2 separate regions of the Homo sapiens genome follow, and region 2 is linked to region 1. Evidence: chromatin loops called from intact Hi-C (ENCODE). Cell type or tissue: sigmoid colon. All regions are shown on one strand. Each heading gives the region's core, and the rest is flanking DNA. Links, peaks and the distances in the headings are about the cores only. Region 1 holds the start of POSTN (periostin). Region 2 holds the start of CSNK1A1L (casein kinase 1 alpha 1 like).

Evidence for each region. A loop is a pair of places that touch in the nucleus more often than their neighbours do. Peaks named below come from ENCODE experiments on the same cell type or tissue, not always from the same donor. Only the 100,000 strongest peaks of a DNase experiment are listed, where the experiment ranks them.
Region 2: a loop joins it to region 1, with 8 times the contacts of the local background. A loop is called at or near these places in 77 of 110 quality-filtered maps.

Annotation. Positions count from the first base shown.
Region 1 is chr13:37,592,057-37,608,186 of GRCh38, reverse strand. POSTN (periostin) reads left to right here and starts at 9,419. Exons shown (of 23, transcript NM_006475.3): 1 at 9,419-9,579; 2 at 10,905-11,003; 3 at 16,023-16,087. The coding sequence starts at 9,461. RefSeq lists an enhancer at 12,550-13,199. In sigmoid colon, for the core only: a CTCF peak has its summit at 5,169 (motif pointing right); no DNase peak of the experiment used is centred there; H3K4me3 peaks cover 1,874 bases.
Region 2 is chr13:37,101,385-37,117,514 of GRCh38, reverse strand. CSNK1A1L (casein kinase 1 alpha 1 like) reads left to right here and starts at 11,851. Exons shown (of 1, transcript NM_145203.6): 1 at 11,851-14,256. The coding sequence starts at 12,259. The coding sequence ends at 13,272. In sigmoid colon, for the core only: a CTCF peak has its summit at 8,241 (motif pointing left); no DNase peak of the experiment used is centred there.

The DNA.
Region 1 (16,130 bases), core at 2,616-10,615:
TTTTCTTTTTATGGCTGCATAGTATTCCATGGTGCATATGTGCCACATTTCCTTTATTCAGTCTAATATTGATGGGCATTTGGGTTGGTTCCAAGTCTTTGCTATTGTGAATAGTGCTGCAATAAACATATGTGTGCATGTGTCTTTATAGTAGAATGATTTATAATCCTTTGAGTATATACCCAGTAATGGGATGGCTGGGTCAAATGCTATTTCTAGTTCTAGATCTTTGAGGAATTTCCACACTGTCTTCCACAATGGTTGAACTAATTTACACTCCCACCAAAAGTGTAAAAGCGTTCCTATGTCTCCACATCCTCTCCAGCACCTGTTGTTTCCTGACTTTTTAACAATCGCCATTCTAACTGGCCTGAGATGGTATCTCATTGTGGTTTTGATTTGCGTTTCTCTAATGAGCAGTGATGATGGGCTTTTTTTCATATGTTTGTTGGCCGCATAAATGTCTTCTTTTGAAAAGTGTCTGTTCATATCCTTCACCCACTTTTTGATGGGGTTGTTTGTTTTTTTCTTGTTAATTTGTTTAAGTTCCTTGTAGGTTCTAAATATTAGCCCTTTGTCAGATGGATAGATGGCAAAACTTTTTTCCCATTCTGTAGGTTGCCTGTTCACTCTGATGATAGTTTCTTTTGCTGTGCAGAAGCTCTTTAGTTTAATTAGATCCCATTTGTCAATTTTGGCTTTTGTTGCCATTGCTTTTGGTGCTTTAGTCATGAGGTCTTTGCCCATATCTATGTCCTGAATGGTATTGCCTAGGTTTTCTTCCATGGTTTTTATGACTTTAGGTCTTACATTTAAGTCTTTAATCCATCTTGAGTTAATTTTTGTATAAGGTGTAAGGAAGGTTCCAGTTTCTGTTTTCTGCATATGGCTAGCCAGTTTTTCCCAACACCATTTATTAAATAGGGAATCCTTTCCCCATTGCTTGTTTTTGTCAGGTTTGTCAAAGATCAGGTGGATGTAAATGTGTGCTGTTATTTCTGAGGTCTCTGTTCTGTTCCATTGGTCTATATGTCTGTTTTGGTACAATTGCTATGCTGTTTTGGTTACTGTAGCCTTGTAGTATAGTTTGAAGTCAGGTAGCGTGATGCTTCCAGCTTTGTTCTTTTTTGCTTAGGATTGTCTTGGCTATACAGGCTCTTTTTTGGTTCCATATGAAATTTAAGGTAGTTTCTTTCTAATTCTGTGAAGAAAGTCAATGGTAGCTTGATGGAGATAGCATTGAATCTAGAAATTACTTTGGGCGGTATGGCCATATTCACAATATTGATTCTTCCTATCCATGAGCATGGAATGTTTTTCAATTTGTTTGTGTCCTCTCTTATTTCCTTGAGCAGTGTTTCGTAGTTCTCCTTGAAGAGGTCCTTCACATTCCTTGTAAGTTGTATTCCTGGGTATTTTATTCTGTTTGTAGCAATTGTGAATGGGAGTTTGTTCATGATTTGGCTCTCTGTTTGTCTATTATTGGTGTATAGAAATGCTTGTGATTTTTTCACATTGATTTTGTATCCTGAGACTTTGCTGAAGTTGCTTATCAGCTTGAGGAGTTTTTGGGCTGAGACGATGGGGTTTTCTAAATATACAGTCATGTCACCTGCAAATAGAGATAATTTGACTTCCTCTCTTCCTATTTGAATACCTTTATTTCTTTCTCTTGCCTCATTGTCCTGGCCACAACTTCCAATACTATGTTGAATAGGAGTGAAGAGAGAGGGTATCCTTGTCTTGTGCCTGTTTTCAAAGGGAATGCTTCCAACTTTTGCCCATTCAATATGATATTGGCTGTGGGTTTGTCATAAACAGCTCTCATTATTTTGAGATATGTCCCATCAATACCTAGTTTATTGAGTGTTTTTAGAATGAAGAGGTGTTGAATTTTATCGAAGGCCTCTTCTGCATCTATTGAGATAATCATGTGGTTTTTGTCATTGGTTCTGTTTATGTGATGGATTACATTTATTGATTTGCATATTTTGAACCAGCCTTACACCCAAGGGGTGAAGCCAACTTGGTCATAATGGATAAGCTTTTTAATGTGCTGCTGGATTCGGTTTGCCGGTATTTTATTGAGGATTTTCACATCGATCATCAGGGATACTCCTGAAATTTTCTTTTTTTGTTGCGTTTCTGCCAAGTTTTGGTATCAGGATGATGCTGGTCTCATAAAATGGTTAGGGAGGAGGCCCTCTTTTTCTATTGCTTGGAATAGTTTCAGAAGGAATGGTACCAGCTCTTCTTTGTACCTCTGGTAGAATTAGGCTGTGAATCCGCCTGGTCCTGGGCTTTATTTGATTGTTAGGCTATTAATTACTGCCTCAATTTCAGAACTTATGATTGGTCTATTCAGGGATTCGACTTCTTCCTGGTTTAGTCTTGGGAGGGTGTATGGGACACAAATATTTTGAGTCTCCTGTCATCAAGTGAGAGTCTATATGCTCTCTTCACCTTTTTGCGTTCATTTTTGGTGGCTTCAACCATTAGCATATGTGGCAGAAGATGATGGCCGTGGGTACTCTGACATCAGCTCATAAAAGACCATGCATATTCTGCTTTGTTTGCTGGATCACTGAGCTGTCATATGTCTAACTCCTCTGAGGCCACTGTGTTGAAGAAGCCACATGTAGGTGCTCTGGCTGAGAATCCCAGTAGAGCTCAGCCTTTCAAACATCCTTGTCAATCTGGGGACACGTGACTGAATAAGCCATCTTGGCAGTGGATCTTGCACTGCAAGGGGTCCTAATTGACCACTGGCAGTTATTGAAATCACCCCAGCTATTCCAGTCTTCCCAGCTTAAGCCACAGACATCGTGGAATGGTATGGCTAACTTGCAAGTTATTCCCATTCGGCACTATCTGAATCTTTGATCAACTGATACTTGAAGCGTATCAAGTTGGTTGCTACTTTATGGCACTAAGTTTGGAGTGATGTATCAGGTAGCAATAGATAACTGGAACATCCAGGGAAATTAACTGAGTTTCCCTACCTTCCTTTCTGCTTTGTCAAAGCTGACATGTGTAAAATGTGGGTCAACTTGGGCAAATGATTTATTCATCTCAATTATCCCCTGTGTAATAATCTTGTAAGGGTAGAGGAAAAAAAAACTATAAAAGATTATCTGCCACATGGTGAAAACACATCTTGATAGATGTTTAAATGCAACTGAAAAATTGACAAATCTGTTTCTAAATTGAGGTTCCCCAAATAATCTATCTTGCTGAAGAATTATTAATTCACCACCTCTATGGTTTTATACTGTTTGGATATGAAGTCAGTTTCTCATTTTAGCGGAACTATCAACTCACATCCAAGCAAATGATTTCCTTCGCACACTGTACTTTGTATATGAATTTCAAACAGTGCTAGTATGCATTTAAGCCATTATAATGAATATGCTGCTCTTGTTTTTATTCACCTAACGCCTGCATACTTGTGTTTGTTTTACTTAAAGTGAAAATAATTTGCTAAAGGTAAAAATGCACTTCTGGGTGCATGTGTTCCTATGAAACCTAAAAGCAGACTGGAAAAATCAAAGATTCTTTTTCCATTTAAAGCCCAAAGCTTCCATCATTACCACAGACCTTTTTTTCTGAAAAAGAAACAAAGAATTAGTTTCTGTGTCCAATGAAATAGTTTCTTTTCCACCCGCCACCCCAACCTCTACCCTTTAACTTTCTCTAATGATATCACTCTTTTTGTTGTTCATTATGTACTGAGAAGCTATGACATCCAAACCCCTGTTCAGGTCCCACATGGCCTGAAATCCTGTAACTCATATAATTCCACTTTAACTTATCTAATTCCACTTTCTCTACAAGTATGTGTCCTTGGGAACAATAATAAAGATATAAAGAGTGTTGCACATTTGTTAGCATAAAAAGAAGAGCAGGTCTTTTCCATTTTTCCCCACAGCACTAACAGAGTATCCCAAGATTGTTTTGCATATAGGACAACAGAAGTGAATAAAAACCTTCATCAGATGCATGCCTCTTAGAGAGGAAAGCAGAAACCCTCATGATATATGGAGAGAACAAGAAGAAGAAATATGGGGATAACAAGAAGAAGAAATTTTGTAACTATTCGATTTCTGCAATTGGAAATTCATCACATAATATCATTATCTGGTGAAGTGAAGCAACAAAAGTTATTTTAGATCAAAATATATTCAATGTGTCTGAGAATAGCTGGAAGATTATGATTGAAAAATGAGGAATAACTCAACTTTGGTTGGCACTTTTCCTAGGAAGAAATCTGAAAAGCTTTTCAGACGTAGAGAGGAAGCATATATAGACCCTGTACTAAAAACACTGGAAATAGACAAAGGGATTTTGAGGACAGTGTCGGACATAGACAAATCAGCAGAGAGGATATATCAGTGGAGAAATGCAGGTCTAAGCATGGGACCTGAGAGTATTTCTATTTCAGAGGGAAAGGATCCAAGGAAAGTGATAAATGGTTGATTACAAATTATGGAGTTACCATAATTTAGTCCATTCTTTCAGCAGACCAAATGCTCCAGATGGGATGTTGAAATTTTAGCACTATGAAAGATAGATGGCTACAGAGTTCTTTTAATTGCAGCAATTATCCATCCCTTCATCTTACAGTCTAATCTGGAAGAATATTAAAAGTTATTTGTGGGCAGGAGACAGATGATGAGTAGGGTCTTAATTACATCTCAAACAAAATCATCCAGAACCAAATGAGAGAGAAGATGCAAGCCATGTCAACAGTATCAGGGGGTCAGAAGTAAGGGGTGTATAAATGTGAGAAGGAACCAAAGAATGAAATCAGACTGCAGAAGTGATTATTTCCAATCATTTGTTTGAAGTAGAAAAATTCAGTCATAATTTCTAACCACATGTCACTCTTTTATGTCAGTGTAGAAAAAAACCACAGAAACCCAGATTAAAAAAAAATGAAGCTATTTATGTCTCGGCCACATACACAAAAAAACGGGACTAGATTTTTCAACTTTTATCCAGATTTGGCATCGCTTATTGTGGCCAATATGTATTGGCTGTAGAATATTTTATGTAAGAGTGCATCATGAATCTTCAGTTGACTGGCATTTTGAAACACAGGTAAAATGCCTAAGATTTTTATGTAAGTTTTATATTGATTATTAATTTAATCAAAATATGGTATCTGTGCTTCTAGAAACATTGTATACTATACTTTCTCCACTAGATGTCTCCAGAGAAATGCAAGTAAATACTGCTAATAAAGATACTGTTAATAAGCACCCAGTTTTAAAATTGCAAAAGTACCCAGTTCAATTAGGATTAAATAGTTACAAGGATTGACTATTTAATATGAGAGTGGACCTGACACTTGATAGGCTTTTAAATGATGTGAGAGCTTAAAGTTATACCGGAAAGATGGCATACTACTCGCATTTATTTCAGAAAGCCTTTTGTCTTGCTGCTAAATGAGTTAACATTAAAGAAACATCACCTCATGTCTACTTTGCACTGCAGTTAATCATCTCTTTCTCTGAATATGATTTCATTATTTTAGAAATGTTGGCCAGAAGATGAAGATTTATGGAATATACAGAGGAAATCCGTTGAAGTATTATGTCAAAAGGATGGCGTGAGAGTGCCTACAGTTCTTGTAGACTATACAATGTGTCCAGCCACAAATATCTGAGCCTATATATTTCTTCTTTGGCCTCTTCAAGTTGTTCATTGATGTTCAATTTTATTTGGGCTGTATGCATAGTTTAAAAAGGGAAAAAAACCATGAAATCTAACTTTTGTTTAATTTGAATTCCTGCTCCTGTAGGCTTAGTTCAGCCTAACCTAGTCATTTTAAGAAAACATTTTCCCTAGCTCAAAAGAAACAAAGATCACTGGGTCTTTGCCAGAACTTCAATTTATAGAGCTGTTAACCTAGCTGTCCAGGAAGCCTGGGAACCTCACTAGACAAGATAGTTGGACATGGAAGTGCTACCCCCAGGAAAGTGGGGCACTAACTTCAAGACCTTATTATGTTTTACAAGTAAGTTGCAAACTACATGTAGATTGCAAATAGGCCAGAAAGAAAGCAAAGTGATGCTCAAGAAATGTTTTCACGATCCTGTAACCTATATGTTAAAAAGCAGGGGCTTAGAAATAATTTGGCACAAATAGCTACTCTGGATCATGCAAAACCAAGGAAATTTTTACTTTTAAAAAATCTGCACTTGGCTTGAGTATCCAGGTTTGTTGAATCCACAGTCTATGTCCAATCTTAGACAGTATAGGGCAAGTTTAAGGTTAGTTACATGCTGGCGGCAGTAAGCATGATATTACAATGAGTTCATAGTCTCCAGAGGCTACAAGTCTTGTTACAAAGATCCACTAGATAATTTGCAAACTGACAATACATTAGCATCCCGACAGCTAGAAACAAATGATCCTCTCTTTCAGTCACATTATTTTTCTTCAGTTACATAGTAAACCATTTAGTTTTCATGAATGACTTATATTTCTGGGTCACATTTTGCAACCCTGAAAGTCAGACTTAATTATCATCATTTCAATTTTCCTCCCATCTCCCAGGAAAATTACATGGACAACCCCAGGGTCACTGTCTTTTTCTGATGCAGAAGAATAAGGGTCCTGTGTGAAGAGAGACGGTGGGGGGCAGGGAAGAGAGAGAGAAAATTTGACCCTTGATGAGTGCTCAGAAAGGGAAGAATTATGTTCCTTGCAAGATTCTCAATATCTTCTCTAAAACTTGGACTACTCTTTCTTCCATTATCTTTCTTACAACTGTTTCCTTCCCTTATCCTACCGAAAACTTGCTGAGACTTCCTCCCACTATTAGGCATATAATATCACACTTCTGGCCTGGCCTTAGCTTTTTAAGTTCCAGTGCTATAATCTTTTTATGTTTACCCTAATTTTTTCCTTCTCTTGGGATATTCCCCAACATCTAAATTTGCAGGTAGTTTGTATGCACACCTGGCTTGCATTGTCAAGATCTTTCGTGATGTCATTACTAATCCTAACTTTAAATACTGAGGGCTGCTATTTGTTGATTTTCATGGGACTTACACAAGTTCCAGAAATAATGCTCAGGATGGATAGACTTATGGTCTCTATTATTTGAAGTGTGAAAAGAAAGATTTAAGACCTCTCTTTTAATTGTATGAGCATATATCATGCTTTCCACAAAAAAGCATAAATTAATCTCACCTGTCAGAAGGGAGAAGTAATCTTTTGAAATATGACTGCATTTCCATCTTCACTACTCATTTCATGTAATTATTTGTCAATTTAGACAACTGCAAGAGCCACGATGAATGGAAGCCATTAATACTAGTGCATAAAACTGGTTGCAAAGAACGACTAGGTTAAAATTGTTCTTGAAAATAATCAATAAAATTTTAATTCGTTCCAGGCAATATTAAGAAAGCAGGCAACATGGCAGGAAATTTTGATTCTTCCTTCACTCCTTGTATTCACAATCAGGTCTATCAGTTATCATTCCGGACTGTATTTAAAAATATATATTTTTTTACCCTTGATACTTATTACACAAGTCTATATCTCTTTCTCTGAGTACCTCATCCTTCACCTCCAGTCAAACCCTATTGGATTTGAGCAGATATCAGCTTCATTACAAAAAGGTCTGTAAGTAGTTACATCAGTCTAAAGATGAAAAGTGTGGCATTAGTAGCAGTGTAATCTATATTATAATGTCTAACTGGTCTAGAGTTGAAGACTTTTATATATCCATTTAACCAGGAATGTCCTAACAGCTAATTTAATAATATTGATAGTTTATCCGTCCTAATCAATAAGCAGTTACTGACCACCTGCCATTTGCACAACATAAGAGTAATAGAAAGCTATAATATAAAGCAAAAGATGACTTCATAAAGTCAGAATGATTCCATTCAGAGAAATGTAAATGATAGACTAAACTCTTCCTTCCACAAAGGACCAGGGTCAGAATATAATTTAACTTTTATGCTATCTCCTCTCCAGCTCTTCTTTTGAATTGCCCCTTCATTTTCTATAACTTAATCCCAAGATTTTCATATTGAAATGGCCTCTCGATCATATTTCAGCATTTGTGGTTTCACTGTGTGCTTTCTTAATAAACTAAGCAGCAAGTTGTAGAATATTTTAATATCCCATAGTGAGTTTAAGCATAACTCAGGATACTCAGAATCCTCTCTAGTTCAGTCCAGTTCCCCTAAAGCCTTCCCAATAGAACAACAAGGAGAATTCTGACAAAATCTCTCTACCTCACCAGTGGGAAAAGAACATGGATATGACATTACAGAGGGAGCATCTTGTAGCAAAATGGATTGGAATTACACTTTAGGATGGTGTGCAGCTTGTTTATTCAAGGAAGCTGATTGTGGTTACCATTTCAGCTCATTGTTTCCCTCTGATATTCAGATTTCTTTTATCCAAAGTTTTCTGAACATTTGACATATGCATGGAGTAGTAAGAACGCACATTCCTTTGGCTAGGGATTGCATAGTGTAACATTGAAAGGCTTTAGTTATTCTTGATAAAATCAGAAGAATCATTTTGGCAATGTCCATGTTTCCTAATATGTATTTAATTGTTCTAGTTATCTCTAGATTCGTAACACTTGCTTCCAATATTGGCTGCTTTTCACCAGTGGTTATCAGTAGATGTGCTGCATAGACATGTTCAACATCACATAAAGTGTGTCATGAAAAACAATAAAGCACAAATGTTTTTCCTTTCTGCTTCATTTCAAACCTTAGAGAAATTTGTCAGAGTAGATTTATGTTAACTCTATATGTTCCTTGATATTTGAAAAAGAAAGGAAATGAGAGGTAGCTCTCCTTTTTGTACGATAGCAAGGAAAATATGGACTCTCCTACATGGTTCTTCAGCAAGTTAGAATTCTTATTTCATATCTTACACAAGTTTTAAATCTATCCAGAGTTTGTTTTTAATCAACAGCCTTTACCCCCTTGTGATTGTCAGACTCGCATCTACCTTTGTTTTCTGGTAAAAATAATAATAATAATAATCTTTCAGTTCTGATGTGAACTGCAATAACACCTAACAATAATCTTGAGCACACAGACATTATACATTCTACTCTGGAAAGGATTGCAGAATATCTCTTAAAACTCAACAAAAGAATTTTTCTTAAAAACCCTCTAAGATACAAAGGAATAAAACTGAGACTTAAACATGCAGTGAGTCAATTGTTCATATGATTAAAAATAAGTACCTTCTTTATAATGAAAAGGAAAAGTAGCTCAATGTGTTCCTTAAATATAACTAACCAAAACAAATCTTAGCTGGCAATTTGAAGTTGCCGATGCTTCCTGGAAAGAGTTCAGACTCTCAGGTTGATGCAGTGTTCCCTCCCACAACTCTGACATGTATATAAATTCTGAGCTCTCCAAAGCCCACTGCCAGTTCTCTTCGGGGACTAACTGCAACGGAGAGACTCAAGATGATTCCCTTTTTACCCATGTTTTCTCTACTATTGCTGCTTATTGTTAACCCTATAAACGCCAACAATCATTATGACAAGATCTTGGCTCATAGTCGTATCAGGGGTCGGGACCAAGGGTAAGTGAGTGGTTTGGTTTTATAAACCATTTTTCTTTTTCCTCAGCTTGTTAGATGTTCAAGTATGCATAAAGTTTCTCATATATGCCTCAGGGTTTTTTTTCCTAATTATTATAAAGTAATAGGAAAAAAAGGAAAATGTGAGTATTCTGTGATTTATCTATGCACTTTTAAGCTTTAAGACTTAATTGCTCTCTAAATACCTTGAATATAATTGCTTTCTTATGAAATGTTATATAATTCTAATCTAATTAACACAATTTAGCTGGGCATTCTTTTATAATTCCATTTATTTATGTTTTTATTTTCTTCCAAAAATCTGAAATTGAGTTTTCAAAATTAAAAAATCTATTGTTAGGAACTATCATATGTATGCAAACAGCATTGAAATATCTCACATGATGTTAGAGAAAATTTTATTTAAATTACATATGAAGGTTAAATACTGGGTAATGTAACTAGTTCTCTGAATTCTTTGAAGCATTTAAGTTACTTTTAAACTCTGAATTCTGTAAAATTTGCAAAGGTAATTTATATTTTATAGAACTAATGCAACTACAACTAAGCATTTTTAAAATTACACATAATTTTGTAACTTATCCAACCATTTATAATTTTTTAAGCGGATCTTGGCACTTCTTCCTATGCCTCACAGGAATTTTCATAATGTTCACAAGCTTCTTTGACTTACAGTGAAAAAAGACTTCTGTCCCTTTAAGAGGGGAAGGGGAACCTTAAAATTGTGACAGAGGATGTTCTGATCTGTTACTTCCATTCAAAAAGATAAATTCTCCTTTGTGCAACCATATTGTTTCAAAGTTAATTTTAGCACATTTACTTCTGTGATTACTTACCTAGAAAATTACAGAGTATAGTGTCTGTGTACATAATAAACCTTGTCTCTTTTGCTCTCTGACCTCTCATTGTTCCAGAGAGCCCTGAAGTTATGGCCATCCTCCAAATGAGCACATGCTTGGTTTAAAAAGGGTCAGTAGATTATCTACCATTAAAAGTAATAAGGCACATAGAAATAAAATTACGTTCATACTGTTTGAATAGTCCTAGTTGGTTAACTTTTTGAAAAGCTTGTATTTTACTCTCAGAAATGTATAATTTTTCTCTCTCTCCCTGCCACCTCCTGTAGACTTTCGGTTTTTCAACAATTCAGTAGGATTGTGTCAATAATTAGATTTGTGCAAGGCTAGAATCATGTCTTTGGATATCAAATCCACATCTCAACATTTTCTTCTATCAACCAATCTTTAGATACGAAAAACTAGTCATTATTAGGACATTAACTTTTTTCCTTTCCCTCTATCCTCCAGCCCAAATGTCTGTGCCCTTCAACAGATTTTGGGCACCAAAAAGAAATACTTCAGCACTTGTAAGAACTGGTATAAAAAGTCCATCTGTGGACAGAAAACGTAAGTCTCTTTTTTTTTTCATAATATGTCAGTTCCAAAAACAACATCATGATGTATATGCCTTCCCCTGGGTGTACACACCATTCTTCTTGAAAATACTGACCAAAATTGTGAGAGTTATTTAAAGAAAAGAAAGGAATACATACGTGAATAAAGAAGTTCTCCCTGCATCTCCAATATTACTATTAGAACTCAGATTTCTTCCTGAATCCATGTGACATGGAGGCCAGAAGGAAGCAGATCACATGGCTCAGGATTGGGTATAGAATCCGTGTGAGTAAATGATGTTGTTTCTACTCCTGGTTTGGCCCTCTTTTATCTTAGGCAAGTCACTTAACCTCTGTGACTTAGTTTCCTCATTTTATAAAAAAGTGGGCCAGAAAAACAAACTGATTTAAAATATCAGAGTTTCTGAGGCAAAAAGTTAATGTTTGTCTCTAGTCATTTGGAAATTGTCTAAAGTATTCCAGTTTACCGGAGAGTTTTCATCAAAGTTTAAAGTTAAAAAATACTTGAGTTTTATCTCTTTATTTAATCCAGTGATTCTCCGTTCAAGATGCTCCATCCCCAGAGGTCCACAAGGTGATAACGGAAGCTCATCATTATAGTTAATATCTCAATAGCCCAAAGGATGATTATGTTTTAACATATGTTTCACTGATTAGCTTAAAATTTGAAAGCATTATTTATTACTTAATAGACATGCCTTCTGGTTTATTTTACCAATAAATATTGGTGGAAAAAAGTAATAAACACTCTGGACTTATTAAGGTCAAGAACCACTCCTGTGATCCAAAGTCTTTATTTTACAATGAGGGAGACCAGTCATAAATAGGGCAAGTAATGCAATCAGAAAGGTTTAGGTGTCATCCCCAGTCAAGAAAACAGTGCAAGTGGCTCCTTCCTGCTTCCTATTAATTTGAAGTCCACCCTCAGTGAAGGATCCCTTGAGAATCAAAAGACCCCAGGAAGAACCTGCTTAATACATCAGCATTAAAATTCAGTTACCCTAAGTTCGGGTGGAATAATTTATTAGAAACTTATTTCTAAGTTAATAATATTGGTATAAATCCTAAACATGGGCCAGGAGTGGTGGCTCACACCTGTAATCCCAGCACTTTGGGGGGGCTGAGACAGGTGGATCACTTGTGGCCAGGAGTTCGAGACCAGCCTGGCCAACATGGTGAACCCCATCTCTAGTAAAAAAAAATACAAAAATTAGCCGGATGTGGTGGCAGGCACCTATTTGGGAGGCTGAGGCAGGAGAATCGCTTGAACCTAGGAGGTGGAGGTTGCAGTGAGCCGAGATGGCACCACTGCACTCCCGAGTGGGCAACAGAGTGAGACTCTGTCTCAAAAAAAAAAAAAAAAAGATACTAAATATGGAATCACTTAACTTCTTGTAGACTTACCTGTAAAACATGGATTTAATAGCTATATTATAGAGTTTCTGAGAAAATAAAATGAATTGATAAATGTGAAATTACTAAGTAACCATAATGCATAATATCAATTGTTCTTAAAATTAAACTCTTTTAAACAAATGCATAGATGTAGACAGGAAAGGAAGTTGTGACCAGATGCCTATTTGAAATGCACAAGATTGTCTTTATTTCTAAGTAAGAACCATGTATACAAGGCATTTAAGCTTAGCTGGGTTGCATCTCCACATGGTAACCAAGTCTAGGGCACCAGAGGACTTTGCTGACCATCTCCTGCTCATTGGCTTAATAGAGTTTCAACATGATGTTATCTTTTGACCTGAACATTATTCCTATTATTGTGCAGACTTCTGCTAGACTTGTGAGTCATTCACACAATTATAATGCAATCAGTTGTTACAATGATCTCTGCCATGCTGCAAGCTAGGCCCCAGTAGGGACTCTAAGGCTCTGAGTTTTCCTCTTTGTTATTTATATTCTTGGATACCATGAAGCATATTTGAAATGCACACTTAACTAGATAAGAAAGGACCTTCACCCTGAAATGTTAGGGAGAATGCTTATTACATCCTTCCTAGAAGATAGAGAAGAATGCCATAAATTTACTTTAACCATCTAAATATATGAGAGATGTCAAGGCTTGTACAGAGGCTATGCCAAAATTCTTTCTTGCTTTCCATTAAAAAAAAAAAAATCACTACTTTGAAGCCTGGCTTTTTTTTTTTTTAACCAGAAATGTAACAGTGTCTCCTTTGTTCAATTGTATTAGCTTATTTTTCTAAAGTAGATTCATTTTCAAAAACATAGTTACGTCTGGGCACTGAAATAAATGTAAATGCTAATTTCAAATAACCAAAGAAATCAATACTATTGACAGGAAGACTGACTGGTCTGCCATCTGCTTGCTTCTGCTGAAATTTCCAGAGATATCATCAGGACTTTATGATCAGATGACAGAAATGTTTGCCTTTCAGCTGACAGTTGCTCTGGGGATTTGAGAAAAGTAAACTGAGCAGGCCTAATGAAAAACGTGAAGCTTCCTAGGGTCAAGATATTGTCCAAAATATATATTGGTCTAGTAATATAGTATTCTGGAAACTTCCTCTAGAGAATGTCTGTGATATTTTTAGCTGGCATCTCATGAAATGTTAGATACTATTCTGAAAACAAAAATAAATTTCTCATGTTTAGAGCTATGTATAGCAATATTTTTTTTACTCTTGTTTTGCCCTACTGACCATATGGGAACATTGAGTTTTGGGTAGCATAAATGTTCTTCTGAAAAAAACTGCTTTTTTTTTCTTTTCAAAATATCCGCTCAGAGATAACCACATTGTTCAATTATCTGATGATATTACAATGAACTGCTGGAATTTTATCTCATCTACTGCATTAATTCTCTACATTATGACTGACCCTTGTCATATTAGCATTTGCTAATAATAATTTTTTGTTAAATTTCCTTTTCTATTCACTATTTTACTTCAAGTAAGTATTATCAATCTATGGACTAAGCACATTTGTATCTCATTTTTTAAATTGTTTACAACATATGCTAAAGCTAATATATAAGCAATTGTTAATCAATCTTTTGACATCCAATAATTAGATTTATTTACAAGAGCTCATGTAAATAAAATTATTTAGAGGCTCTATTATGATTTGCATAAGGCTCCTATATACCTTTTATATGTTTCCAATACCAACTATTCTTCAAACTATATTAAAATTAGAGAATAACTTGAAGTGGGTATTTCCCATTTAATTTTGTCTGTATTTTTAGCTATCTATTATTCTTAAGCCAATATTTCATGCCAGGAATTTTTTATTAACAAATAAAGAATGAGGATCCAAGGTTATAAACCAGACTACAAATCCTAGATAATTACTTAGTGTAGCAGGGTTCAATTTGAAAACATTTATTTACTTTTATTCAACTCTATAAAATCATCTTTTATATCATTAAAATTTTTGCTTCTTGATAGTTTGCTTTTATCATTTTTATCATACTAAAAAAAGATTTTATTCTTATACTTGGCGATCTCTTTCATGTCTAAATTATTTTATTCATTCATACTTCTTGAATACAATTAAGACAACTGGATAAAAAGCCAGAAAAGAAATAGCATTTGAATAAGCTGATTCATGTTTAATTAGTGAATTGCAAAATAATTAATCTATAATTGTCATAATCTGTTTGACATGATATTTATCAATTAAAAATTACAAAACGATGTGCATTTATTTTTTACTTGTAATAATCCCCCTATTTCTAATTGTTTGGTACATGTACCTTTATATTTCTTTTGAAAGGAAACATAAGTAACTATGTAAAATTTGAGTTAAAATAGGCTACCTATGTTAGATGATGAAGTCCAGAAAATATTCTATGAAATGCGAAAAAATAAAAATTAGGATTATATTATAATATTAATAATATAATTATACATTAATATAATCAGTTTTTATTTTGTAAGCAATTATATATAATTTTAAATTATTATTTTCCCTCAAAATATAGTAAATTAGATAAACTTATTTTTTGTATATCGTGATATCTTGAATTTTCTGGTCTGTTACCTTAATTATTGCCTATAGAACTTAACACACTTCGTTAACTTTAAACAGGATGCCACTTTCTTGAATACTAAACTCTAATATTAAAATAAACTTACTTAGATTATTTTTATCAAATTTTACAAAAATAAAAAGATTTTAAAGTTTATATATAATATAATACAATTAATAATCCTACCAACAATTCAAACCAAATATGGCATTATTTTATCTAGCAATGAGATAGCATGTTACGGACTCCAATGGGTCAATGTATTTTCTTATGTTTCCAATTATATTAAAGCAGATTTCTAGCCATTTTTAGTTTACAAAATGATTTCAAAAGCATTATTTCATTTGAGATTCACAATTACTCTGTGAGTAGATATTATAGCTACTATATTCATGTTAAATGCTTGGGGAAACAGGGACTCCTATTGATTAAATGACTTGCTCAAGGTTCACATGTCAACCAAGTAGTAGAACTAGGACCCAAATGTCGTTCTTCTGGATCAACATTATGGAACTTTTCTATAGTAACATGAGACTGTAGTGAGAAATCAAACTCATAGAAATATAGAAAAAATCGGCCGGGCGCAGTGGCTCATGCCTGTAATCCCAACACTTTGGGAGGCCCAGGTGGGCGGATCATGAGGTCAGGAAATTGAGACCATCCTGGCTAGCACGGCGAAACCCCATCTCTACTAAAAATACAAAAAATTAGCCAGGCGTGGTGGTAGGCGCCTGTAGTCCCAGCTACTCGGGAGGTTGAGGCAGGAGAATGGCGTGAACCCGAGAGGCGGAGCTTGCAGTGAACCCAGATCGCGCCACTGCACTCCAGCCTGGGCGACAGAGCGAGACTCCGTCTCAAAAGAAAAAAGAAAAAATCAGGGGGGAAAAAAAACCTGATTTTTAGAACCTCAACAAATCAAGTCAATAAGTGAAATATTTTGTCAAATTTATGTAAAAATGTATCCTATTTAGTTTCTCATTTTAATATTAATTTTCTTCCTATGTACAGGACTGTGTTATATGAATGTTGCCCTGGTTATATGAGAATGGAAGGAATGAAAGGCTGCCCAGCAGGTAAAATCTCAATTTTTTGAATTAAATAAGGAATTATATGCAA
Region 2 (16,130 bases), core at 4,169-12,168, 490 kb after region 1:
TCTATTTCTCTTCTTCCTATTGCCCTTCAACCCCCTCCCCCACCCCATTTCAACACAACCTAACTTCCCTCCAGCTAATCCCTATTTCTGTACTTACCTTCAAAGCTACACTTCTCATTGTGCACATTCTTTTCCTCATTTCCCCACCCCTCATTCACTCATCCCACTTCAATCTGGCTTCCATCCCCTTTGCTACACCGAAACCACTCTCCCTAAAGTCAATGAGCTCCATCTCCCAAAGGTATTACTTCTCTGAAGAATTTTATAGTGCTGGCCCGGAGCAGTGGCTCAGGCCTATAATCCCAGCACTTTGGGAGGCCGAAGCGGGTGGATCGCCTGAGGCCAGGAATTCGAAACCAGCCTGGCCAACATGGTGAAACCCTGTCTCTCTAAAAAAAAAAGTACAAAAAATTAGCTGGGCGTGGTGGTGGGCACCAGTAATCCCAGCTACTCGGGAGGCTGAGGCAGGAGAATTGCTTGAATCCAGAAGGCAGAGGTTGCAGTGAACCGAGATCGCGCCATTGCATTCCAGCCTGGGCAACAAGAGCAAAACTCTGCCTAAAAAAAAAAAAAATTGTATACTTCTAACCACTTCTCTCTCCCCTTGTACCTATGGGCTGCAGCCTCTTACATCTCTGGCCACGTCTCAGTGCCAGACTTCTCACCCACCAGTCTTTAAATATTGATGCTCTTTCAAACTATCGCAAGGACAGAAAACCAAACACCGCATGTTCTCACTCATACGTGGGAACTGAACAATGAGAACACTTGGACACAGGATGAGGAACATCACACACCGGGGCCTGTTGTGGGGTGGAGGGAGGGGGCAGGGATAGCATTAGGAGATATACCTAATGTAAATGAAGAGTTAATGGGTGCAGCACACCAACATGGCACATGTATACATATGTAACAAACTTGCGCGTTGTACACATGTACCCTAGAACTTAAAGTATAATAAAAAATAAAATAAAATAAAATAAATAAATATTGATGTTGTTTGTGTCTCAGCCACGGGTCCTCTCTCTCCCGACACTAAACTAGTGATTGCACACACCTCAGGGGGTGAAGCCCTCCACTGAAGGGAAAATCCAGTATCTAAAGGGGAAACCCAGCTCTGGGTCATTACTGGCATGCAGAAATAAAAAAATAAATGTTGCCTGATTTTTTAGTTTTTCAAGAGTAGCTTCAATCTGGATCATGTGGAACCTCCTGATTTTTAAATACTGGCAAATAAATGATTTTCTAATAATTGTAAAAGCCAATTTGCTAATCAAAGTAAACCCAACATGCCTACTAGAATGTTTCTTCTCTCTCTGCTCTACTCTTTATTCTCTTTTCATAATATCACCCATGACCCATAGTTCAATTACTATATAAACACCAACTTGTAATTACTTATCTGTACAGTAGACCCTTTTTGAAGCTCCAGGTAAATTCAAATGCCTGCCCAACATTTTTACTTGGATGTCTTAAAAGTGCTTCATATTCAATATGTCCAAAACAGAATCTCCTAATCTGATTCTCTTAGAAGAGCAGACTTATTTTATTATCTCCAATAAATGACATAATTATGGTCACTAACAGCTATGTGTCAGGTGTAGTTGGGCATATGTATATGCAAAGGTGTATAAATATATATTTGAGCCTTATATATGTGTGTGTAATATACGTTTGAGTATATGATATCTATGTGAGATATATATCTTATATATGTGATATAGATACATATATGTGTATCAGTATTACAGCACTAGTGTTGCCAGAATATAGTAAAGAATTATCTGTTAGAAAATAATGATAAGACTTGGAATTGACTCAGAAGAGAATAGCTTACATGAAAGTCACAGTGAGGAAGGTGTCAACTCAATATAAGGCAGAATGTCTTATCTGTAGGGCCTGCTGTGGTGGATGCCATAATTCACAGGGTCTCCTTGAGGAAGGAAGGACTTATTCCACTAGCTGCAGGAGGACTGCCAGAAGATGTGCCTCAGTTTTTAACCTTCCTTGGGGATGGCCTCAGCTGAAGAGAATTGCCTTGCCAAGATGGCACCTCCTTTTGTGGAAGCCAGCCTGCAATGACTGGTCATGATGGAGGTATAAAGGCCCGGCCCTCCAGCCCAAATTCATGATAACTCTGAGGGGCCACTGAAGGCCCAAGCTCACCATGGGTTCAGCTAAAGCCTTTGTCCTCTGCCCTATAGTATCTCCTTCTCTCCTTTCTCAGGGGTGATGCCAAGCCAACTCCCTAATAAATGCCCCGCACCTTAATTTTCCTAAGTCTGCTTCCTAAAGAGCCCAATTTAAGAAACTTGCCCAATGGCAAGTGGAATGCTTGCATCCTAAGTAGTCTGAATGCATTGCTGGTAATGACCAAACAGAGATAGCGTTGTTATTTTTGAATGTTATATTTTGAATGTTACATTTTGAATTTCAACAATGTTATTTTTGAAAGATGCATACATTGGATGTCTTCTAATGTTCATTTCAAATGTAAGATTTTATCACTCTCAGTTTTGAACATCGGAAATCATATGATTAACGTATTTTATTTACAGAGTACTTTACAGATTATACATATTATCTTACTCAAGCCTCCCCAAAACCAAACGAAGTAGGTAGATTATTAACCCCATCTTACAGAGGAGAAAACCAAGGCTCAGAACATTATTTGGTCCAAGATTACATATTTATTAAATAATGGATCTTGTGGTTAAACCAAGCTCTTCTCACATTTGAGCATATAACCAAAATTTCTTTCACCATATCAATTATGCGAAAGGACTAAGACTTTTTATAAAAATACTATATAATCAAAATGATATTAAACTTTTAATTTGCTTTGCTGTCACCAGTATTTTCAATGAGATTTTTTTAAATCATTGAAAATGCTGCTGTATTTCTATTCGCCAGGTCTAAGTAATTCCATCCAAGAATTTTGATGGGATCTTTGAGATTTACAGGATTTTTTTATTATTTCATTTGATTCTACATGAGAGTCTGCCTTTCTGCTCAGTTGTATGGAAATGTTCTATGATACATACCTGGCAGTACGTATTTCATTGCCTCCAGACTGCCAGGACCAAAGCCAGAGATCCCTTAGCAAACTGTTGCATGTTAACAAGAACATTACAATAGCAGATGAAGGAAGCTTTGTACAAAATATTTCTGAAATAAAACGTTAGCAGGTAGACTCTATTCTAGCAACCACCAAACCAGACAAAGGAAAGACTAGCCCTTCAGGTTACCGGAACTTGAGATTTTGTGGTAGAAAAACTTAAACAAAAACCAGACAAGTGCCCTGCTATCATCTTCAGAGTTACATTAGATTCTCAGAATGGGTGGAAGACAGAACTATACTCTGAAGAGAGACAAAAGCATCTTCCCCTGGCTCCCAATTATGTCCTTCAACACAATAGTATAATCCAAATTAACCTTACAAGAGCAACAAGAATCCAGAAGTCTTCATGGACTCTAACCAGACCATATTAGCCCTTCCATTAAAGACTATTTCATACTTGATTTTATGGAACCCCCTTGGAGGATCCTAGAAGGGAAGAGACTTTGTAGTTATGAAATCCAAGTGTACTTTGTTACCACTTTTCTTCTTTCAGGTAACAATGAGGGTTTAGTGTGCACCAGACCAAGTCAAGGGCTTTGTGTGCATTATTTCAATGAATCCTAGCTACAGTTTTGAGATTGCTAGTAATATGTCCTTTATGCAAATAAAAAAAGTGAAGCGCACTTTTCCTAGGACCGCTTGGCTTGTAAGTGGCAGAGCTAGTGTTTGGCTTTCTCTAGCATCTGAGCTCTTAACAGCTCCACACTGCCTTTTCTAAGTCCTTCAAAATGAAAAACATTTAGTCATCTAAATTTTCCACAAAATGTAGCACAAAATTGTAGATTGTGCTATGCAATCTGCAGATTATGTTAAAACTGAGTAAAATCCACCTAGTTCAGCAGCAAGAACTCTAGCTGAACAGAAAACAGGATCTTTACAACTCCACTGTGTATATGGCAACCTGGGCTATAGTGTAGACAGGGGATATTGTCAGGAATCCTACTCTGACCAGTGGGCTTGCCCACTCCAGATTTAAGGAGTCAAAGGAAATAGCTCTCATTTACATGATTTTGAGTTTTCTTGAAAAGCAAAAGACAATTAGTATTTTAAAGGGCCACAAATTACAGGAATAACCAAAATGCAGTTTCTAGCATTCTAGAGGCCAAAGAAAAGCAGAAAAATAGAGTAGTTTCTCTCAGGAGCCAGAGTTATTGGAAATACATTTGACAACAAGAATTTAAAGACTATTACAGAAACATATGGCATAAAACATCATATCCCATTCAAGGGATCTAAGGTTTCAAATAAAGAAGTTAAATCCTCTCTATAACACAAAATATTTCTGTAGGTGGCCTAAAAGAACAAAATATGATCATATTACTATTTCCTTCCAGTCCTGCAAACTACCATAGCTCTGTTGAATACTACTATGCCAAGTAATTGTGGACAAGATTCGGAGAACTGGTTCTCAGTTTCTCCACAAGTCACTGAAAACCATGACATGATTATTAGAAATCCAGGAAAGAACAATACTGATGCTTATAAAAGAGAAAATGTAATGAATAAAAGACCAAGCCAGATTATTAAGGCAGTGAAACTACTGTTTATGGTATTTTAATGGTAAGTACACATCACTGTACATTTGTCCAAACTCACAGAATGTATGACAAACACCAAGAGTGAACCCTAATGTAAACCATGGACTTTGAGTGATAATGAGGTATGAATGGTTCATCAATTGTAATAAACGTACCACTCTGGTGCCAAATGTTGATGGTGAGGGTGGCTATGCATGGCTGGCAGGGGGTAGGGAGGATATGGGAACTCTGTATTGTCTGCTTAATTTTGCTGTGAACCTAAAACTTCTCAGAAAAAAAAAAAAAAGTCTTTAAAAGAAGATGACTAGCCCGGGGTCACATGACAGAGGCTGGGAGACCCGTAGAGGTCCATAGGCAGCATCTTAAAGAAACAGAGGATGAGTAAACCAAATTCCACAGCTCTACCCTGCTACGTTCCAGTCATTTGCTCCATTATGCCAAATAGCCACAGAATATTTACAACCCTCTCCTCCTTGTACTCTTCATGTTGTTTGCACAGAGTTGTCTACTTTTAAAAACGTATTGTATCTATTTTATTCAATTTACTTATTTTTTAATTAATTTATTTTTGTAGAGATAGGGTCTCACTCTATTGCCCAGACTGGAGTGCACTGGTGCCATCATAGCTTACTGCAGTCTCAAACTCAAGCTCAAGTGATCCTCCTGCCTCAGCCTCTCAAAGTGTTAGGATTACAGGCATGAGCCACAGGGTCTGGCCTTAGTGTGCCTATTTTAAAAGGAAATACTCACAAAGTAATGAGTTAGTAAAATCCATTATTGAACATTTTAGTTGCAAAATTAACAGTTACTGATGCTCACTGTACAAAAAATTGGTCTATAATATTTCCTTTTTGCAGCAAAGTTTAGCATAGATAGCAGTAATTTTAGCACTTATAAAAAGTATTCAAAGCTGTGTGAAGGGTACATGAAGGATCATTACATTATTATCTACTTCTGTACCTGTTTGAAATTCTCTTTGATATGAAGGTTTTCTTTTAAAAAAACTGAAATATAAAACCTGCTTAATGTACCAATAACTCTACATAAGGTAATTTAATTGCTATCAGATTATGTTATTATAGTCATAGAAAAATATTCTGTATTCTATAGCACCATCATCTGAAAACATAGCATAGTATTTAAGGATCTGAGTTCAGGAATCAGACTGCCAAGGTGCATTCCACATACTTCACTTCTTAGCTGTTATAACCTTGGAAAAGTTATTTTGCTTAAGCTCCAATTTCCGCACCCAGAAAGGGAATAACATCACCATAAAGCCAGTATGAGAATTAAATGACATAAAATGTGTGTAAAGTCACAGCACAATGTCTGCCTTATAATAGGTGTTCAATAAATGTAAGCTACTATTAATATTGCAAGGTTCTCATAGATATTATTCCTCTAAAATTAAAAAAAGTAGTAAAGCCAATAAAGAGCTCTAATCTATAGATGGGGAATGAGCTCAGAGAGTCACAATTCAGAAATTAAAAAACATTTCCCCATTCTAGTGTATTCCTAAATTATTCCTAATTATTATGAAGGAATATATGTATTCCTTCATATTAGAATATATTCCAATAAATTAGAATATATTCCAATAAATTAGAATTTAAAATTTATGAAGAATTTACAAAAATAAAAGAAACTGTAAAATCCTTGCATAGTCTTTTAATACCAGTTAAATAATCCAAAGAAAGTTTTGCCATTGACTCACTCAATCAGTTGTCAAGTTGACTTTGGCTATTACTTCTCACCAGGCCTTCTGGTGGCACCTCCTCTGTGGCCTGTCTCACACTTAGCCAAAGATATGTGGCTTATTTGGATTCTCTCATAGTCTCCCCTGCATAGATACATGGAGAACTTAGCAAGGCCCTCCAAGGCTATCATTTCTCAGATCTCCCTGTTAACTTCCAGGCTTGTCTACGAGTCCATTGTTTGCCGCAACCAAGACTGTAACTTCAGACTACCTGAACAGCTAGTCTTTTCCTTTCATTTGCCACAAAGATCACTATTTCTACTGACAACACCACTGGGTGTGAAGTTTTTCCACACTGTGCGCCAAACCGAATGATCCCCCTTTGGCAGGGAAGCTGCTGGTTTTCATATTCAGCAGTGCTCTCATAAACTTCTCAACAGATCCACCTTGGGAATGGGGTACAGAAGACATGGATAGGAGAAGCCCCAGATAAGAATACCATAGACTCCCACTGCTCCTACTAACTTACATTCAGCATTTTTTTGTGAATAATTGCTTCTCAATTTGTTGTATGCCTTTGGTGAATTTCAAGAGCCCTGAAATGGTTGTTTTTCACAATATTGTCCAGTTTTGTTATTGTATAATATTTTATTAGAAAAAAATTAAAACATGCAATGTTTTACCACAAAGGTAAATAGTAAGACATGTTCTAAATTGTCTAACTGGTAGCCATTATTATTAGTATTTTGTTTTATAGACAACAATTATATGCAAAATAAAATGTTCATCCAATCTCAATGCAATATTGGCCCTTGTCTAGACACTGTTTTTATGAGGAGTTACATTATCTAATATTTAAATTATTCAAGTTCCTTAAAATGTAAGGATTCCAAAAGCTGGTACTAAACAATAATTCATTATTTAGAAACTCCTTTATCTCAAAAATATGTCTTTTCTGACAGATCATTAGGACTACTGTTTTTAAAAAAACAGGATGCTAGACATGTACTGTTAGAGTGTATGATGATTGGATAAAATTAAATATCTCTGTGAACATAATTATAAGGAACCAGGTTGAGACTTGAAAAATAAATATATTTGACTGCAGAACCCAGAGTTATAAAAAATATTTGTACTCTGCTGGAGATGCTCTCTCTTAGACAAAATTGTCAAAAAGGAACTTCACTGGGATTAAGTGCAAGCCTGTGTATGCACATTCAGGATGCACTAAACTGTAGTTCAGCCAATCCTTTTATTTTCCAATCCATTGTTCACCCTAATCACAGTCAAACTAATCACAAGATGAATCCATAAAATAATTAAAACAACCTAAATTAATGAATCATTTATACTTAGTCTCATTCATTTTGAACATCTGACATAATTACAACTTACAGCTTTTTCTTTGTATTAGAGTAGATAGCTGTTAGAACTTAAGCAAAATTCACTGAAAGGAACTGGAAGATGCAATAAGTGTGATGTCATGAACTGTTTTCATGTAATTTTTCTGATCTTTGAATAAAGTAACATAATTAATGAATGTGTTCACATAATGATCTGCCAACAATTTGAATGGTCTTAATAAGGTGACAACCTGCAAGAAAAAGTAAAAGAGGTTACACAACTCCTCACTGCTCTGGAAGGAAGTCCAGAAAGGTGCCAGAATTGCAATAACTTCATGGGAACCAAACAAAATAAGTAATGATTTTTAAGGCTGAAATTGAACCCTACATTCTCAATATAGTAAAATTGGTATTTAAGTGTTTTCTTTTTTTCAGATAAACATATTGCAAGTTTCAAAATGAGTGAACAGAAAGATGCAGAGCCATGGAGAAAATATTCTTTCATGAAGAAAGAAAAATCCAGCACATTACAATGACGCCCTCTGCTGTGATTTTTGATACTACACCAAATAACCTCATTTCCAATAGTGTCTCACTGTCTTTGCAGTGCCAATACTTCCAAAAAGCTTTGAGGAAAAAATGACTTAAATCCTTCTATAAAGTTAGTCATCTCCAGGATCTTTTAAAATTGAAGTGATTGATTCTGGGTAATGTTATTCTGAACATAGTGTTTGAGCCACATAAATGTCAGTAAATCCCTTAGTGACAGCATTATTTATTTAAGAACATATTTTGATTTATTTTGTATTCTATTTAAATAGTTCCAAAAGGAGATTATATTCATGCCAAATGGTTTCTGTAATGACAACTGCCGACCCAATTTGATAGCCAAAAATTTTTTTTTTTAACTAAGAAATTTTTGTGTCTCAAATGACCATTCTACTAAAGTGTCTCCATTTCCTGGGAAAAGATACCAAGAAGCCCAGAAAATTAACCCCAAAATTCATATGAGACTAAAACCAATGCCATTTGAGTATCATTTCTTAATTGCCAAAAGCAGACACGGACTTACAGGGAAGTGAATAAAGCCTCCTTTGCAAGGTCCCTTCTAAGTGTTAGGAGTGGACAGGAGTTGTGAAGTATTTCAGGTGGGGAGGAGAAGTCAGATTGCAATGTGGAAGCATTTCTATGTAAGAATTTCTGGTCAATTGCATCAAGATAGCTTAGGGGATAAAAAAAAAGACTTGACCCTCTAACACTCAGGTAAATTGCAATGATTTCTTTTCCTAAGTTAAATATTTCATGCCTGTTTGTTGTTGTTCTTGTTGTTGTTGTTGTTGTTGTTTTCTTAAAGAGGGCCACAAAAAAAATTGTATAAAGTTCAGGACTGACAAAACCCGAATTGGCTGTTAAACAGTACAATACTACCCAGTACAATCCTGCCCAGAATACGTTATTTTACTTTTACTGGGGTCATCTTATATTAATAGAAATTATTTTAGAGGCAATTTTGAAATCAAGGCTAAATCATAGCTTTAAAATGCATTGGTAAAATACTTTATACAATTAAAGAAAAGAAACAGAACTAATATATTCCCAACAGTGAAGCCACCCAGCGTTCAGGAGCCTCTGGCTGTTGATGTCTATGTAGGGGTTAAAAGTACTGGCTTTGGAGGCAGGCTATCCTGGATTTCCATTCTGAATCCATCATTACCTACCTATGCCACCTTTGGTGAGTCACTCATGCCTGCAAATAGGAGGCATTCAATAACTATTTGTTGAATGAATGAATAAATAAAGAATGCATCAACCCCACACACTGTCCACAAAACTTTATGAAATACAGTAGTTCAATTTACTTCCATTTTAAAAACTATTTGTTGCACATCTTTTATGGAAAAATTTTGGACAAAAGGGTAGGAGGGGATGCAAGAGTTTAAGCAAAGTGTTGTTTGGGTTTAAAAAGAGTATTTATATTTGGTTGAGGAGATTGGAAAAGGTTTCATGGAGCAAACAGCATTTAAGGAAGAGCCCTGAGATTATTAGGATTAGACCTGGGCGATGGGAAAGATAAAGCAGGCTGGAAGCATTTCAGGCTGAGGAAACAACACCATAAGCCAAGACCCAAAGATGAAAAAATGCAGGGAGTATGTGTTCGGGGAAAAATCCGCAGTCCCACCGGCTTGTGGTAAGAGAATTCATGGGAGACTGGATTGGAAGCTATTCAGGGTCATATCATCACTTCAGTTACTGATCCTCCCCATTCTGGAGATGCTCACAACTTCCCTGTAAGTGAAGGTTCACCCAACCACCATTATAAGTTACACTTGACCTTCTTTATAGACAGTGCCTTTATTTAACTGGTACAAAAAAGTATGGGACTTAGTAAACAATAAATAAACTATAATTAAACTATTCTAGTTCCAGAATTGAAAGGGGATTTTTTGATTCAAGCTTTTGTCCATGTATGGGTTATCTGTAACTTTTTTGAATAGTGACTTCTCTCACATAGAGATTATTTGAATTTCAAGGTTCGTGTTGAAGCCATTGACTGGAAGACTGAACGGGAAGGAAGCATAATGGGCAGTGGGTTAACAACATAAATTTTATTCTTGGTTATTAGAAAGGAAATTGTTCTCCAGGCAAATTTCAACAAAGTTGGATGAGTAAATGAAAGAAATGCCATTCTAGTTGGTACGGTATAAAAAGTAACTACCTTGGGTCAGAATTCAGTTTCAAATTGGCCTCTGACACTTGTCTGTAGTGTGGTCTTGGGCAATTCATCTAACCTCTCTATGCCTTGATTTCCACTTGTATAAAATGAGAAGTACAATCATAATAATAAAATATGCCAGCAGTATACTGTATTACTATCCACCTGAGGTAGGAGTATGTATTTTCACCCCACTGTCTTTGGACCTGGCCATGTGATGTGTTTTGCCCAGTGGAATGTAACATTTGCCACTCCTTTTATTATGAGAACAGCATGCTCCTAAGGAGGCTGCTCTTTCAGCCTGCATTCTAGAACAAAGAGGACACAGGAAGCAGAGATGCAGCTGATCTACAGCTTACATAAAACCTGAATGATAAATAAACTTTGTCATTGTAAGCCACTGAGATTTGCGAGTTGTTCCTGCTGCAAAGCCAAGTAATATACTGCGCTACCCACCTCACATATTTGTCTGAAGTGGACTTTAAAAATGTTTTAAAGCACTTTATAATGTTCTATGCCCGTCTATGTCTCAAACCAGCTCCTTCTCTCGCCATAGATTGATGCAGGTCAGAAAAGTTAACAGCACTAACTTATGTGAGACAGTAAAGTGAGAATACCTGCTTTCAAAGCTGCACCTCTCTCTCCTGCCTTTCTGCCATTGGCCCCCAAATTCGTTGCTACTGCCCCGTTAGGATTATACTCAGTTCCTATCCCATCTCCTCATAAAACAAAATAATCGCACGGGTTTTGTTATTTGTGATGTGAACTTTCATAAAAATATTGAAATGGTACCGCTTTTTCTGCTAGTGCTGGCCCCAGTTCTTCTGAGAAAATGCTCAGAACTGCCGGCTTCTGTTTCTTCTCCATATTTTGGTTAAATTTTACTTGAATCCTTCATTTAGTCAGTTTTGCCAGAACGTCTCTGTGGAATCCTATTTAAATTCAAAGCACTCTATGAAAAAATTTCAAAAGGATCGCTTTAAAAAAAAAAAAAAAGACATTTCAATTTAACTAGCAGTAAGTAACTCTTGTTGACTAAACTCATTAAAGAAGCAACCACTGAGATCACACAGAAAAACCTCAAGAGGTGGCACCCCGACTCGCATTAACCCAGGGAGACATGATGGCTAAGGAAGTAGATGGGACAATGACTGGGCCCGAAAACAAGAAAATCTTTGTTATAAAAGCCTCCCATTTCTGCACGATTAAGTTGAAAGAAGGTGAGCTTCGAGTTAAGCCTAGGCAGTTTTGAATTCCAGCTCGCCCACAATCTCTTGCAACCTTAGGCCGCTTACCTGAGACTCAGCCTTTCTTACCCAACAAATCAGGGAAAATAATAGCTACCTTACAAGACTAGCAAGTTTGTCTTAAATGGAGTGAGATGAGTGGAACACCTAACAGAGGTCTCAGACAATAACAGCTTCTCCAAAAATTCTCGATTTGTGGTTGGCTGAGGTGGAGGAACAAAATGGCGGCGCCGGCGGCGTGACCGGGCCCTCTGGCCCACAGCCGTTGGTAGCGGTGGCAGCAGTACTGCTGCCCCAACTCGCTGTGCCCCCTTTCTCAGCCCACGACATCGCCACGACAGCGAGGCAGCGACCGCCACCGAGAAAGAGGTGGTGGCCCAGCCTGGAACCTTGAGAAACCCTCGCAAACTGTGGCCTGGCGGAAATCCTGGTGTGCTGCAGGGATCAGGCTGACTCCACGCCCTGTAACACCGGGAAACGCCTCGGTGGCCATTTCCAGCAGCCCTCATCCTCAGCCTTGCGGGCCGGTGGGCCCCGGAGGCCTCCATCCTCCCCTAGAGGGGTCAGGGCTGAGCCCAGCCTCCATCTTTGCCTCTCAGGATGACAAACAACAGCGGCTCCAAAGCCGAACTCGTTGTGGGAGGGAAATACAAACTGGTGCGGAAGATCGGGTCTGGCTCCTTTGGAGACGTTTATCTGGGCATCACCACCACCAACGGCGAGGACGTAGCAGTGAAGCTGGAATCTCAGAAGGTCAAGCACCCCCAGTTGCTGTATGAGAGCAAACTCTACACGATTCTTCAAGGTGGGGTTGGCATCCCCCACATGCACTGGTATGGTCAGGAAAAAGACAACAATGTGCTAGTCATGGACCTTCTGGGACCCAGCCTCGAAGACCTCTTTAATTTCTGTTCAAGAAGGTTCACCATGAAAACTGTACTTATGTTAGCCGACCAGATGATCAGCAGAATTGAATACGTGCATACAAAGAATTTTCTACACCGAGACATTAAACCAGATAACTTCCTGATGGGTACTGGGCGTCACTGTAATAAGTTGTTCCTTATTGATTTTGGTTTGGCCAAAAAGTACAGAGACAACAGGACCAGGCAACACATACCGTACAGAGAAGATAAACACCTCATTGGCACTGTCCGATATGCCAGCATCAATGCACATCTTGGTATTGAGCAGAGCCGCCGAGATGACATGGAATCCTTAGGCTACGTTTTCATGTATTTTAATAGAACCAGCCTGCCGTGGCAAGGACTAAGGGCTATGACAAAAAAACAAAAATATGAAAAGATTAGTGAGAAGAAGATGTCCACCCCTGTTGAAGTTTTATGTAAGGGGTTTCCTGCAGAATTCGCCATGTACTTGAACTACTGTCGTGGGCTGCGCTTTGAGGAAGTCCCAGATTACATGTATCTGAGGCAGCTATTCCGCATTCTTTTCAGGACCCTGAACCACCAATATGACTACACATTTGATTGGACGATGTTAAAGCAGAAAGCAGCACAGCAGGCAGCCTCTTCCAGTGGGCAGGGTCAGCAGGCCCAAACCCAGACAGGCAAGCAAACTGAAAAAAACAAGAATAATGTGAAAGATAACTAAGCGTGAATGAGGAACAGAAGAAGCAGAGCAGATGATTCGAGCAGCATTTGTTTCTCCCCACATCTAGAAATTGTAGTTCATATGTACACCAGCTAGTGGCTGTGAACAACCATTTAGTTGGTGTAAAAAACTTTATTTCAATATAAACTGACTCTGGGGAGCGTTGGTGATGCTGTATCCCAAAGTGTAGCCTCTGTAATTGTGAATATTAACTGAGGTAGTGAAACGTGGTGTCTGGTTTTCTATTGCATTTATTCAAGTAGAAAAGTTAACTAAATGGTTGACACACACGAATTGGTGGAGACATTGTCCATATGCCAATTTTTTGTTAAAACCTTTTATTTTGAACTAGACTGCTTTGAGATATCATTTCAGAAGGACAGTATTCAGCCACAGCTGCAAAGGTTGTAAATGCTTATGATTGAGCATTTTTAGGGTTTCTCCATCCCTGGGGTTTGCAAATTGTTCACATAAAGAGCATTCTTAAAATGGTTGGCTTCTTGTCTGTAAGCCAGCTGATCTAGTAGTAACCAAAAATTCCAGTTTTGAGAATAGGAAAGATTCCGCCTGCTTACCTGTGAAGACATAAGAAAATCTTAGTAACTACCAGATTATCTTTAGAATTCCACATTAACTATATCATGTTCTCGGTATTTTAAAAACAACAACAACCATATTTGTCACAGAAATTTAGTTAACATCTTACAACTGAACATGTATGTACATGGCTTAGATAAATGTAATCACCGTAAACACCCATATGATCTGGGATTTTGTTCATATTTTGAAATGGGAGCTTTTATGTTTTACAAGTTCACTAAAATCTGAAAACTGTTTCTATAAGGAAATAATACTTTTTTAAACAACAACCAAAAAATGCCTTGCTGATTCACTAGGAAATAAAAATCTCCCCAATTTTTTGATAGTCAACTTCGAGCCATTTGTTACATGATATTCCCTTGCAAGTAAATTTTATTTCATTATATAACTTTTTTCAATGTTTTTATTCTAAAATAATCGTTTTGTATGAAGGGGAAATGTATTCTTTCATTTTTCTTTTTCTAATGACTTGTGGTAAAATATCTAGTACTGCACCTGCCAAAACTTGGTATTGTTACTTCTTCCACTGACTAATAGCTGGGCTGATTTCAAATAAGAATGCAAGCATTGAAGGGTTTGACTACAAAACATTGTTGTTTAAAATACTTGTGAAATGGCTATAAGCAGTTGACTTTTACCCTTGGAGAGCACACTGTGAGGTTCTGTGATCATTGACCCTCCCTAACCCCCGTCTGCTTCTCTGAATTATCTGTGTGTGCGTGCTCTTCCTCTCAATCTTTTTGCACGTTCTTTTCTTTTTCTCTGATGCAAGATAAAGGAAAACTCATTTTCCTTTTAATTCTTTAAATCGTGTAATTTATTCACTTATAGCATGTCAGGATAAATTAAAAGAACATTTGTCTGAAAATGCTGCCAGGAGCCTATTGTGTAAATGTAGGCATTTTGTAAAATAACCTTGAAATTGTAAATTGCCACGTTTGGTCAGATTGTGTCAGGTTTCATTTATTTTTTTCTCTTTTTCATTTGAAAACTACTTCAGCAATAATTAATTCCATGATTACCACATTCTGCCATTAAGGGATATATTAGTACTATAATGCTGAAGAAATCTTAACAAATCCAAATGTTGGGGGTAGGAAGCTTCTTTGTTTCTTTCTATCCACCCTTGTTAGTTAAGGTATTCGTTTCTTAGCTATTAAGCCCTTTCCAGAAATCAGTCTCATAAAGCTATTTTTGAGTATAGTTTATGTAAAAGAAAAATATTTAGCTTTGGTAGTAACTTTTCCAACCTGACCTCCCTCTAGCAAGATATTTTTCAGTGTTTTTATTCAGTATGCACTTATTCTGAAATATTTTTGCATTCTTGCCATTTGAAAAGGTTGTGGCATAGTTGGTCTATAATGAAGTTGCAGATTTAAAACTACTGTTAGCTTTGTAAAACAAAATATAGGTGTTTTTGTCCTAGTATATCATTATTCCATTTTTCTTCTAGATACCATTCATTGTCTTCACAGTTCACAAAAGAAGAATGTGAAATTCAGTGAATGCTGTTACTAGTCATGCCAAGAGATGAATCTCATTTCACAAAAATTAAATTATGTTTTTCCACTAAAAGGTGATATAAGTTGAAGACACGTCACTGTGATATTGGGAGACCTCACCACTTAAGGCTCCACAGTGGCTTACTCAGCTGAATTCTGAGTTACTGCTCTTTACTTTGTTCACCCATTGGAGAGTGCAGTTTTTTTAAATGTTGGGAGATGGCCATTCTAACTACTGTTCAATGTCTCTGTTTTGGGGAGGGTAAAACAAGAAAATAAAAAAAAAAAAAGAGTATACGTGTCCGGGCACAGTGGCTCATGCCTGTAATCCCAGCACTTTGGGAGGCTGAGGCGGATGGATCAACTGAAGTCAGGAGTTTGAGACAAGCCTGGGCAACATGGTGAAACCTCATCTCTACTAAAAAATACAAAAAGTAGCCAGGCATGGTGGTGGACACCTTGTAGTCCCAGCTACCCAGGAGGCTGAGGCAGGAGAATCGCTTGAACCCGGGAGACAAAGGTTGCAGTGAGCCGAGATTGCACAACTGCACTCCAGCCTGAGTGACAGAGCAAGACTGTCTGAAAAAAAAAAAAGAGTAGACGTGAAGGGAGACACTAGTTATCTCCTACCATATGGATGTGCTTATGCTTTGATGGTCTACAAATAGATATTTAGAGGTTTACCTTTACTATGATTTTTCCACCAACAAATATTTTTATTAAGAAATTTTCCTACTTCTGCTAATACTCACAAAG